Regions from separate parts of the Homo sapiens genome. Here region 1 is linked to region 2. A link is an interaction called in ENCODE POLR2A ChIA-PET data of the cell type or tissue named here. Cell type or tissue: PC-3. All regions are shown on one strand. Links, peaks and the distances in the headings refer to the core of each region. The heading gives the core; the rest is flanking DNA. Region 1 has its middle 33 kb from the start of CREB1. Region 2 has its middle 6.8 kb from the start of METTL21A.

Evidence for each region. Peaks named below come from ENCODE experiments on the same cell type or tissue, not always from the same donor. Only the 100,000 strongest peaks of a DNase experiment are listed, where the experiment ranks them.
Region 1: POLR2A ChIA-PET joins it to region 2 with 7 read pairs; 12 of 35 experiments call an interaction of 5 or more read pairs at or near these places.

The regions. Positions count from the first base shown.
Region 1 is chr2:207,493,880-207,500,295 of GRCh38, forward strand. No RefSeq gene overlaps it. Among named protein-coding and RNA genes, the nearest start is that of CREB1, 33 kb to the right of the region's middle. In PC-3, for the core only: no CTCF peak of the experiment used is centred there; no DNase peak of the experiment used is centred there.
Region 2 is chr2:207,629,016-207,635,431 of GRCh38, forward strand. No RefSeq gene overlaps it. Among named protein-coding and RNA genes, the nearest start is that of METTL21A, 6.8 kb to the left of the region's middle. In PC-3, for the core only: no CTCF peak of the experiment used is centred there; DNase peaks (open chromatin) are centred at 3,876 and 4,346; H3K4me3 peaks cover 907 bases; H3K27ac peaks cover 3,027 bases.

The sequences.
Region 1 (6,416 bases), core at 938-5,937, 140 kb before region 2:
TATACTCATTTCTGCACTACCACTATTTGTAATATTCTAATCTCTCTGGAAGTCTATCAGATAATTATAATTATCTGCATTTGTACACAAGAAAACTGAAGATGAGTGAGAGTAAGTTGCTCAAAGACACACAGATAGTTAGAGGCAAAGCTGCTCACCAGTGACAGCTCTGGGGCCACTCTCAAACCTGTTTAATCTTGAACATCATCATCATCACCAACAACAGCCACAACAATGTTAATTGGGCAGTTTACATACAGTAACACTTGTAGTCCCCATCATAACCTCTTGAGGTAGTTACTATTGTTATTCCAATTTTACATAAGAGAAAACTGAGGCTCAAGTAGGTTAAATCGTAGCTAGTCACCTAGCTGTTAAGGTGATAGAGTTGGGATATGAACTCAGGCAAGCTGACTCTATGCATTTAACCACTGCATGCTTAATGTTTTGTAAATTTTAGAAATATGACTAACACTTTAAACCACTCCTGTGTGAATATCATATAACTAGCATTTCAATAAATGTTAATAAATGGCTTGCTCTACTGCATTCTTAATATGAGAATTAGCATCAGAATCAGGTCAAATTCAGTTACAGGTAATTTGATGCACAGACATTGGTTTTGTTTTATTTTCATTCTCTTATTTTGATGGAAATATGCTGTAATGAGTGAATTGTGATAAAGCACAATGATAGTTTATTGAAGTAAGAGATTAGAAAGAGCTGATGCTTTCGTCTTACTATCTTTCTAAAGTGACAGTGAATTAACAAATTAAGAAAAATGTTTTAAACAGAAAACAATACAAGAGGTGGCTGGAAACTCTTTTTTTTCTACAGACTTGCAGGTATATATGTATTTGTGGATGCGCATAATGTGGCCTATTAGGTCTTTGTAACTGATTGGGACTTCAGTACGTTTGCCTGTCAACAAACAGGAAAAATAATGAACTTTGAAGAGCTCGGCTTATCTTTCCTTTTCTACTCTCTTCCTACATTTTAACTTTAAAATTAAATTGTTAAGTTATAGGTATTTATCTAATAACTGAGAGGTACTCTCGAAAGAACACATTTTACAAAATATGAATTAATCAGGATAAGAGAGGCTATGCTACATTAAAACATGGGCCAGTGAGGGCCAGTGGGGGGTCTCATGCCTATAATCTCAGCACTTCAGGAGGCAAAGGCGTCCCAAAGTGGATCACTTGAGGCCAGGAGTTTGAGACCAGCCTGGCAACATAGTGAAACCCCAACTCTACTAAAAATACAAAAATTAGCCGGCCATGGTGGCACATGCCTGTAGTCCCAGTTCCTCAGGAGGCTGAGGCAGGAGAATCGCTTGAACCTGGGAGGCAGATGTTGCAGTGAGCCGAGATCGTGCCACTGCACTCCAGCCTGGGCGACAAAGCAAGACTCCATCTCACAAAAAAAAAAAGCCAGTGACTTAACAAAGTTGAATTTCTTGCTCACACAGAGTGCTATGGCAATTGGGCACTCCCTAGCATCTGTCCTCTCTTTGGGAACTCAATAAACCAGGAGGCATCCATCCAATGGTTTCACTGTCTCAGCACATGGCTTTCCAAATCATAGCTGCAGAGAAAGACAGGAGCTGAAGGATTGCACACAGGCTTGTAAATGGTTTGGTTCAGATATGGCACGTGTCACTCCTCTTGTAGCTCAATCACCAGCATCGAACTCAACCAAGAATGACTGGAAAGGTATGGATGCACACACATCTCTGGTGGGTAAAGAATGTCTCTGACACAGAGCATTATATACATGCTTCCTTACTGCTACTACCACTAATGCTAATACTGTATGTTTATCACAACCAAAGTTTGTTTGCTTTTTTCATCTTTTTCAAGAAACAAACTTTTGGTTTTATTAACCAATTCTATGAAGGTTGTTTTGCTTCATTAATTTTGCTTTTATCTTTAATCTGCTGTAAATTCATTTACTCTTTGGGATTTATTTTTGTTGTTCCTTTTCTATCTTGAGTTGAGTACTTTATTTTGAATCTTTCTCATTTTCTAATAAAAAATCAAGCCTACAAATTTCCTTCTGGATACCTCTTTGGCTGCTTTCCGCAGTTTTGATATATACTACTTTCATTGTGGTTTCATTCTGAACATTTCACAATTTTATTTTGACTGTCTCTTTATCCAGAGAATTACATAGGGATGTGCTTTGTTAGTCTCCAAATGTACAGATATGGAGCCACTCTCTTTTGTTGTTAATTTATTATTGTATTACATCATAATCAAACAACATATCACCTATATGAAATCAAACATTTTTTAACTTGTTGAGTTTTTTTTCTGGCAGACTACTGCTATAGATCTTTTTGTAAAAGCTCCTTATATAATTCTTTACCTTGCTTTAGAGAGTGAGAAAATTTTAGAAAAAAACAAGCCACAAAAGAAATCTCAGCAAGTTAAAAAATGTTTGATTTCATATGGGTGATACCATGTTGTTTGATTATGATATGATACAATAATAAATTAACAACAAAAGAGAGTGGCTCCATATTTATTCAGATACCACTTTGGCTGCTTTCCACAGTTTTAATATATACTACTTTCATTGTGATTTCTTTCTGAACATTTCACAATTTTACTATGACAGATCCAGGTATTGTATTTTTATCTGCCACATAATGCCCACCACAGCAATGACGCTCACAGACACCACTGGTTGAAAACCTCAGCTCTATTTTGTAGATTTGGAGTTTAAGGAATTGGGTGATTGGGAGAAGACTGCAGGAAAAGCTGACTGGGTGGTAGTGGACATGAAGAATTTTCTTGGTTTATATTAAGTAACCATATCTTGTTCATCATTATATCTTGCTTATCTTTGTATGCACAATGCCTGGCACAGAGAAGGCAATCAATAAATGTAGATGACTAGATGAATTAGTATTTACCTAGGCAACTATGAGCATCACATGATAGCTAATGGCATGTAACAGAAATAAAATCCTATTTCATCTTCTGAAATATCAACAGCTTGTGAGAAGGTGTCACAACATTTACGTTACTTTTGTATCTTCCCCCATGCACAATGTTAAGCACAAAGTAAATACTTTTTTTTTTTTTTGAAATAGAGACTCACTCTGTTGACCAGCCTGGAGTGCAGTGGCACGATCTCAGCTCAATGCAACCTTCACCTCCTGGGTTCAAACAGATTCTCATGTCTCAGCCTCCCGAGTAGCTGGGAGTACAGGCATGTGCCACCACGTCCGGCTAATTATTACGTAATTTTTAGTAGAGACGGGGGTTTCCCCATGTTGGCCAGGCTGGTCTCGAACTCCTGGCCTCAAGTGATCCACCAGCCTCGGCCTCCCAAAGTGCTGTGATTACAGACATCAGCCACCACATCTGGCGGCAAATACTTCTTTTTTTTTTTTTTTCTTCTGAGACAGAGTCACTGTCGCCCCGGCTAGAGTGCAGTGGCGTGATCTCAGCTCACTGCAACCTCCATCTCCCGGGTTCAAGTGATTCTCCTGCTTCAGCCTCCCAAGTAGCTGGGATTACAGGTGCCCACCACCACACCCAGCTAATTTTTGTATTTTTAGTAGAGACGGGGTTTCACCATGTTGGCCAGGCTAGTCTCGAACTCCTGACCTCAGGTGATCCACCCGCCTTAACCTCCCAAAGTGCTGGGATTATAGGCGTGAGCCACTGCACCCAGCTGGAAAATACTTCTTAAATGCAATTTATAAGCATGTGTATTAGTTTCCTATTGCTGGTATAACAAATTACTACAAACTTAGTGGCTTAAAACAACACAGATGTGTTGTCTTACAGTTCTAGAGGTTAGTTCTAAATAGGTCTCACTGAGCTAAATCCACGGTGTCAGCAGAGCTGTGTTCTTTCCTAGAGCTTCTAGGGGAGAATCTGTTTTCCTGCCTTTTCCAGCATCTAGCAGCTGCCACATTCCTTGGCTTGGGACCTTGTTCCATCTTCAAATTCATCAGTAGCAGTTCTTTCTCACAATGCTATTTCTCTGTTTCTAACTCTTTTGCCTCTACTTTATCCACTTAAGGACTCAGGATAATCTTCTTATTTTAAGGCCAGCTGATAAACAATTTTAAGTATATCTGCAACCTTAATTCCCCTTGCCATGTAACATAACATTTACAGGCTCTGGTTGTGAGGACATGGACACCTTTTGGGGGTCATTATTGTGTCTATCATAGCACGTAAAACAAAGAAAAAGGACAAATAGAAGAAGAAAAGACAGTGAATGGACACAATGGAGTGACAGAGTTAATAACAGTAATAACACTAGAGATATAAGGATTGGTGCATGGACTACAAGATTCTCGAACAAGGCCAAAAAAAGGATCTGTCCCACACTATTAGCTAAATTCAAGCACTTGCACACACGTGAGTGCACAAACACACACACACAAAGTAATATTCTGGTTAGCTGATGTCACTGCTGGGATATTACTGTTTACTAATAATAAAACAAACTACACAAGGCATGAATGGCACGTGTGTTATTTATAGTTTTTGTAGAAGAAGTTCTCAAATTCCTTTCTTCCTGAAAAAGGATTATTTTCTTACCCTTTGCATTCTAGCTCACCTCTAACATGTCCAGAAATTTCTAGGAAGGCAGAGGAAAGACTCTACATTTGCCTCCCCAATTGAAGCCATCACCACGCAAGGGCTGAAGGTGATTGTCAAAGTGCCCTCCTGAGACTGGACACCGCTGGCCTAAATTAGAGGAGGAGGCTGGTAGACACCGCCCCCTCGTGCAGAGGGGCAGAGAAGCCATTCCCCATGGCTCCCCACCTGTCTTGCTGGAGGAAATTTCTTGGCTAAAAGTCCATGGAAAATGGTTGTTTGGAAAGTGAAGTTCCCTAGAGCTTTGAGAATCAACTTTTTTTTTTTTTTTTTTTTGAGATGGAGTTTCACTCTTGTTGCCCAGGCTGGAGTGCAATGGAGCAATCTCGGCTCAGTGCAACCTCCGCCTCCTGGGTTCAAGCGAGAATCAACTTTTTTCATCATTTTAAACCTACTTATTGGGAAATCTCTCTAAAATATATTACAGAAAAAGAATAATCATACCGAGTCAATACTGCATGAAAAGATATAATAGCATGGAATAAATTATTCATTTCCTTGCCTCTTAGAGAGTACTCTGAGTGCAATTTTAACCATTCTTTCTGGCTGTGAACCTCAGAGTTTTTTACAGTTCTGTAGAGCAGATAGAATGCCAATCTTCTTTGCATATTTATGTCATTTTTAAAAGGTTTTTGTTGCTGTTGTTTTATTTTGTTTTGTTTTTCCCTCCTCTGTGGTTGTCAGTGGTCACTTTTTAAATTTTGGTTTTGTCAGTGTGACTTCCTTTAACAACTTCCTTCCTCTTCTCCTTTGCTATGGAAAATAGTAACTAGGATACCAATCTAGTTAAACTTGTAAGTAAAATGAGGTAAAGTGAGATCCTAATAAAGATACAAGATACTTACAAGTGAAGTGTATGAGATTTAAGACAAAACCAGAGTGACGCTGCAGGCAGGACTGCCCATTCCATCTGGAATGCATGACTGTCTGTCATCTATTTGGCTACTTAGAAACTATTTTTACCTCTTCTCTATTTTTGTTCTGAATAGGTTAGTGTGAAATAATTGTTTTAGCAAGATGAAATATTGCTATATTTTTTAATGTGCCAAAGTCTTCTTTTTTTTTTTTTTTTTTTTTTGAGATGGTGGTCTCACTCTGTTGCCCAGGCTGGAGTCCAGTGGCACAATTTCGGCTGACTGCAGCCTCGACTTCTCAGGCTCAAGCAGCCTTCCAGTTCAGCCTCCCAAGTAGCTGAGACCACAGGTGCACACCACCATGCCCAGCTAAGTTTTAAATAATTTCTAGAGACAAGAGCTTGCTATGTTGCCTAGGCTGGTCTTGAACTCCTGGACTCAAGTGATCCTTCCACCTCGGCCTCCCAAAATGCTGGGATTATAGGAATTAGCCACCTCACCCAGCCAAAGTCTTGAAATGGGATAAAACAGGAGTCCTCAGTCCTGGTATTGACCCCCTCACCAAAGTCACGCCCCTTTCGATGTTTATAGCAACTTGATAAAAACCAGGGCTGTGAATTAAATGTCCATTAACAAAAGAATAGGCTCACTTTTATAACAAAATACTATGCAGCTATGAACTATGTATACTACATATTTATAAACACTAAGTGGAAATTATGTTCCTTCTTATATTGTTTAGTTAGAGGAGTGAGTATTGACAGAAAAATGCTTCCCTCTTTGATCCCCCAGGTTGACAGTTCTGAGATGCATTGCACAAGGCCCCCCAGGAGGTCCCAGCAAAATCTAGCACCAGTTACTCACGGCACTGTCCAGCTCAGTAATGAACCTTTCTATTAGCCGCCCCTCTTTCCCTGCTTCCCCCACTCCCCGC
Region 2 (6,416 bases), core at 928-5,927:
ACCTCCTTCTTCAGCCTCCCAAAGTGCTGGGATTACAGGCGGGAGCCACTGAGCCTGGCCTCTCCTGACAGTCTTGTTAGGAATATGCAAAAAGATAGATTTACTTCCCGCATTGTTTGTAATTCCGAAGTGCAGTTTAATCGTAGTGTTAACAGTGTATAAAATAGTGCTTTAGCTGGGCGAGGTGGCTCACGCCTGTAATCCTAGCACTTTAGGAGGCCGAGGCGGACGGATCACCTGAGGTCAGGAGTTCGAGACCAGCCTGACCAACATGGAGAAACCCCATCTCTACCAAAAATACAAAATTAGTCTGGCATGATGGCGCATGCCTGTAATCCCAGCTACTCGGGAGGCTGAGGCAGGAGAATCTCTTGAACCCAGTAGGCAGAGGTTGCAGTGAGCCAAGATCACGCCATTGCACTCCAGCCTGGGCAACGAGTGAAACTCTGTCTCAAAAAAAAAAAAAATAGTGCTTTTTACTTTTATCTGAATGATTGAAATGTCCTTTTCCCAATCCTATGATGCCTGACTGCAAAATAATGGTAGAAGGACACTTAGGCCTTTGTCCCTCCTGTCTCCTGGAACTAGTCCATGTCCAAGGTCATAGTAGAAGCAGTCACCTTGCTACTACCTTGGCACAGCTTGATCCCTATGTTCCCCCAGGCATGTTCCCTTTTTAGGCCAGGGTGGATACCCAACCCCACGCTGGGTACATAATTCTCTCTGCAGAAAGAATGCAGAGTGACTATCAGACATCTGTTGTTACTGCCTGCCCAACATCTATTTCTCATTTTCCTGGTAGCAGCAGTTCTCTTCTGCTGATGGTCAGGAGCCCAGCTTCTGGAGTGCAAGTTCTGCACCAACTCAGCTCTGCAATTTATTAGCTGTGAGGGCTTGGGTGAAATGCATTAACCTGTGTCTCAATGTCCTCATCTATAAAATAGGGATAATGTGATTATTGTATGAGTAAACAACAAAGATAACCTGAGATTAAAATGAGTTAACTTATCTACTTAGAATTGCGCCCAACAAACACATTTTATAGAGCATTTGCTTATACTGTTATGTGTTTGGACTGGTCTATCCTCAGCCCTTACTACATGATCAGGCACATGCCCCAGGCCTGGCCAATATGAACACAGTCCTTCCACCTGGCCACAGGTAGGTGAGATGTGAACATGTAACCAAAGCTGGGCCTAACCAGAACCCATTCTGAGACTTGAGACTCTCAGAGAACCAGCCTGTTGGGGAAGGATAGAAATTTAGAGGTCCTATTGGCCATCTGGTCCCAAGAGAACAAAACTAGCAGCAAATGTGGCCAGTGAAGGCGCTGGTGGAGAGAGAGGCTGCCTCCTGTTGATGTTTGACCACCTGGATCCAGCTGTCCTGGAATTTTCAGTTATTTGAGCCATTAAATTCCCTAATTAGCTTAAGCTGTCATTTGAGCAGCTTTTTTTTTTTTTTTCCATATCCTGAAGAAGAAAAACAATCCTAATACATTCAGTCTGGGCCGGTCCCTTGAGCAAAGGAGAGATATAAAGCCATGCCTGTATGGGGCCATCTTCACTGTGCGGTATAGATGGAGAAACCATTCTACAGAGAGCAGTCACCAGCAGAAACTTGGGGCTGAGCTGCCAGCTGCCGTTTTCCTGATGCCTCTCTTGTCCTGAGCCCTTCCTGGCTGCACCTGGGTTCTCAGGTCCCATGGGAACCCAGGGTAACCAGACAAGACATTTTCCTTTCTTGATTAAGCTCGCTGGAGTGCCTGTGACATACATACAGCCAGAGTCCCAGTGAAAAGGATGTTTTTTGTTTTTAGGAAGTGATGTAGACAGAATATAAACATTCTGTAAGTTCCTCAGACCTATTCAATGTTATAATATAGGTAGTATTAAAAGTGTTCTTCAAAAAATTTAAAGAAATTGAGGCCAGGCGCGGTGGCTCACGCCTGTAATCCCAGCACTTTGGGAGGCTGAGGCGGGCGGATCACGAGGTCAGGAGATCGAGACCATCCTGGCTAAAACGGTGAAACCCCATCTCTACTAAAAATACAAAAAATTAGCCGGGCATGGTGGCGGGCGCCTGTGGTTCCAGCTAGTCGGGAGTATGGGGCAGGAGAATGGCATGAACCCGGGAGGCAGAGCTTGCAGTGAGCCGAGATCGCGCCACTGCACACCAGCCTGGGCGACAGAGTGAGACTCCGTCTCAAAAAAAAAAAAAAAAAGGGAAAAAGAAATTGAAGACCAGGCACTATGACTCACGTCTGTAATCCCAGCACTTTGGGAGGCTGAGGCAGGTGGATCACCTGAGGTCAGGAGTTCGAGACCAGCCTGGCCAACATGGTGAAACCCCATCTCTACTGAAAATGCAAAGAATAACCGGTCGTGGTGGTGCACCACTGTAATCCCAGCTACTCAGGATGCTGAGGTAGAAGAATTGCTTCAACCCGGGAGGCGGAGAATGCAGTGAGCCGAGATTGCACCCTCGCACGCCATCTTGGGCAGCAGAGCAAGACCTCATCTCAAAAAAAAAAAAAAAAAAGAAATTGAGACAGAATTTTTAAAGATTTTTTTTTCTTTTTAGAGATGGTGTCTCACTGTGTTGCCCAGGCTGGTCTTGAATTCCTACACTCAAGTGATCCACCCACCTCAGCCTCCCAAAGCACAAGCACGAGCCACCGTGCCTAGCCTAAAATATTTTTTTTTTTTAACTGAGATCCTTAATTGCTGTACACTAGAGATTAAACTGATAGCAGAAAACACATTTCCTTGCACTGTCTAACCCAGCAGCAGTTCTCACATTTTTTGGTCTCAGGATCTATTACACTCCTTAAAATTATTAAGGACTCCCAAGAACCATTCATATTTATTGTGTTAGAAATGTTAAGTTTTAAGAAGTTAAAACTTAAAATAATAAACTATTTGTTATTTTATGTAAAGGTAGCAGCCATACCTCCATTATGGATTAACATCACAGCAGTGACATCCTCACATATCAGGGAACCCCTGGAAAACTTCACAGTATACTCATGGGAGAATGAGAACGAAAAGGGCAAATAACATCTTAGTATTATTACGAAAATAGTTGCAATCTCATAGATGCTGTAGAGAGGTGTTAGAGTTTCCCAGAAACTGCAGACCATATTTTGAGAACCACTAGTCTACACTGCTTCTTAGCCTTCTTGGCAAAACTATCTTTTGTCTGAGTTACTGTTGTTCAAGGACTAAATAATAAGAATACTTATAACACTGACTTCCTATCACTGACTGTAAATATACAACTGATACATTATCAGTTTTCTTGTTATCTTTAACGTGAAAGCAGTATAGAGAGAGTGTGTTCAAAGTGGGCTTTGGAGGCTGGTGTCCTGGATTCTAACCTCAGTGCTTAGCTGGGTGACCGTGGGTGAGTCACCTAGCCTTTCTGAGCCTCAATGTCCTATCTGTAAAATGATCATTATATTACTATTTATCTTTGCTGTGAAAATTAAGTGAATTCATCTGTTCTTCAAAAGTGGAGAAAGAAAATAAAGTAAAATTTTTATTAGAAAAAAAAAACAAAAACTGGCTGGACGCGGTGGCTCACGCCTTTAATCCCAGCAATTTGGAAGGTCAAGGTAGCCGGATCACTTGAGCCTAGGAATTCGAGGCTGCAGTGAGCTATGATCGCACCACTGCACTCTAGCCTGGGTGACAGAGTGAGGCCCTATCTCAAAAAAAAAAAAAATCAATGTAGAAGAAAACTAGTTTTTCACCCCTCCTTCGAAATAACTTGAGGCCATTTGCTCATATGCCTGGGTCCTGGCCAGTATGATGTGGGCCGTAATGTCCCTGCCTAAAAGCCCTTTCTTCCCCATCTGCACACCCTCAGAGGTGGGCAAACTGGAGAAGCTGGATCCCTGAGTCATTGCTTAGAGGAGAGTTGCTCAACTCACAGTGGATTGTGACATGAGCAAGAAATCAATCTTTGTCATGTTAACCACTGACATTTGGAATTTATTCACTATTGTAGCATATAGCCTATCTCCATTAATACACAAGGGCAGGCCATTTGAGCTGGGGAAAGGAGAGGGCTCTGAAGAGGTGACATTTAAATGGAAATTTAAAAGAGTAGAAGAAAACAGCCACTTGAAGAGCCAAGGGAATGGCATTTCAAGCAAGGGAACAGAAACTGCAAAAGCCCCCAGGCAGAAGAAACTGTCAACTGACCAGCCAGGAGCAAGGGGTAAGTGGCACAAGATAACTCTTAAGATTAAGTCAAACAGAAGAATGAAAGCTTTGAACTACCCAAACTCCACTAACAACTTACACCCTGCAGGAGAGGTATTTTTGCATCATCACTACACAACTCTCTGTGTGAGTCACAGACCCTGGGTGCCCTCAAGGGTGAGGCTGGCTGCCCTGAAGACACTACCATACAGCTAAGGAGTTGGCTTAAGGATATTCAAAAAGCCTTAAGGAATAAAGCTCCAGCTGGTGCTAAAGAAAGACAACCATAGACAGAGTCTTGGTATAACTGTGTTCACCACTGTCTTTTTTAAGTTCTTGTCTAGCTTCTCAGTATTTCCGTAAGACCTGACTGCAGAGAGAAAAAACAAGACAACTGCTCAGCGCTACCTTGAGGGAATATGCAGCATAAATAGCTACATTTGGATTTTTCATTTTGCTGATGAAATCGCATTTTTGATCACAGCTCCTGGACAACTGCAGCCATGCCTGATGCTCTTGTTCTACAACAAAATAGAAGCAGCAGCTAGGGGAGAAGTTTCCAGACTTGTGTTCTGTTGGGTTTTAGAGTCACATCTGTGGCTTTCAGCTGGAAACGGCTGGACAACTATTTGTTGAATGAATGAATGAATGAATGAATGAATGAATGTTACAATACATCACATCAAATTATTGCCCACCTCACTCCAAAAGTGTTTAAATGCGAATTCAACTTATTAGATACCTTTGAGTTAATGATGCTGAAGAATTTGTAGTTACTTTCATTATTTGTGTTTCATTAACCTAGGGTTCAATAATATTCCCAGGTATAGTACATGTTTGGGTAAGAAGCTATTGACTGTCTTATCTTTTGATGATTCCAAGAAAAGGTATGAAGCCATTTGCCTTTTCATAATTTATAGGTTAATTTGTGTGTAATTAGAAAAGCAGGTACATTTTAAGTAAGTCAAACCAAAAGACAACATCAAGAAGAGAATAGTAAATAGTCAAGTGAAAGTGCTAGCTTGTAATTCCAAGAGCTCATGTATTTGAGCAGTGCCTCTTCCCAGGTGACACAGGGCATTTTGAGTTCAGGTTTTCCTGGTGGTATGTACAGGAGTGGGAGCGGAGTTACATGCTAATGTGACCAGAGAGGATGCAGTGCTGAGGATCCAGGGCAGGATGGAGGCAGTGTCCCCGACTGGCAGCCTCCAAAAAGCCTTGACCTACAGATGTGTTTTGTGTGTCCCATGCAGACTTGGCTCTCATGGTGTTTTGTTTTTTAGTTTAGTGTCAATATTTGAAAGTAAGGAGATGTATCTTAGTCCATTTTGTGCTGCTATAGAAGAATTACCGGCTGGGCGAGGTGGCTCACGCCTGTAATCCCAACACTTTGGGAGGCCAAGGCGGGCAGATCACGAGGTCAAGAGTTTGAGACCAGCCTGACCAACATAGTGAAACCCTGTCTCTACTAAAAATACAAAAATTAGCTGGGCATAGTGGCGTGCACCTGTAATCCCAGCTACTTCGGAGGCTGGGGCAGGAGAATCACTTGAACTCAGGAGGTGGAGGTTGCAGTGAGCCAAGATCGCACCACTGTATTCCAGCCTGGGTGACAGGGCGAGACTCCATCTCAAAAAAAAAAAAAGAATTATCTAAGACTGAGTAATTTATAATGAGCAGAAATTTATTGACTTCTGGTTCTGGAGGCTAGAACGTCCAAGATCAAGGGGCTGGCATCTGGGGAGAACCTTCTTGCTGTGCTATCCCATGAAGGAAACACAAAGAAGGAGTGAGAGAGAGCAAGAGTTCAAACTTGCACCCTCAAGCCCTTTTATAATCATTATTAATCCATTCATGAGGGTGGAGCCTTATGACCTAAATACCTCCATTAGGCCCCACCTCCCAACACTGATTAAGTTTCCAATGCATGCCTTTTGGGGGAACACATTCAAACCATAGCAAGATGTCAGATAAAAATCAAGATAGTAAAATTAAGATAATTATTTGAAATGGCTTTCTTTGAAAATTTTGAAATATCTGGCAAACATGGGTCCAAATGCCCACAAGATGGCAATGAGCTAGAGCCAAGCTGGCTCTTCCTTTGGACATTATGGTCTCCCCTCAGTGTGCCGCGGTCCCCTCCCCTGCTTGTTGTCTTGTCCCCACAAGCTTCATTCATTTACTTACGATACTGTCAGGGTCTGTGAC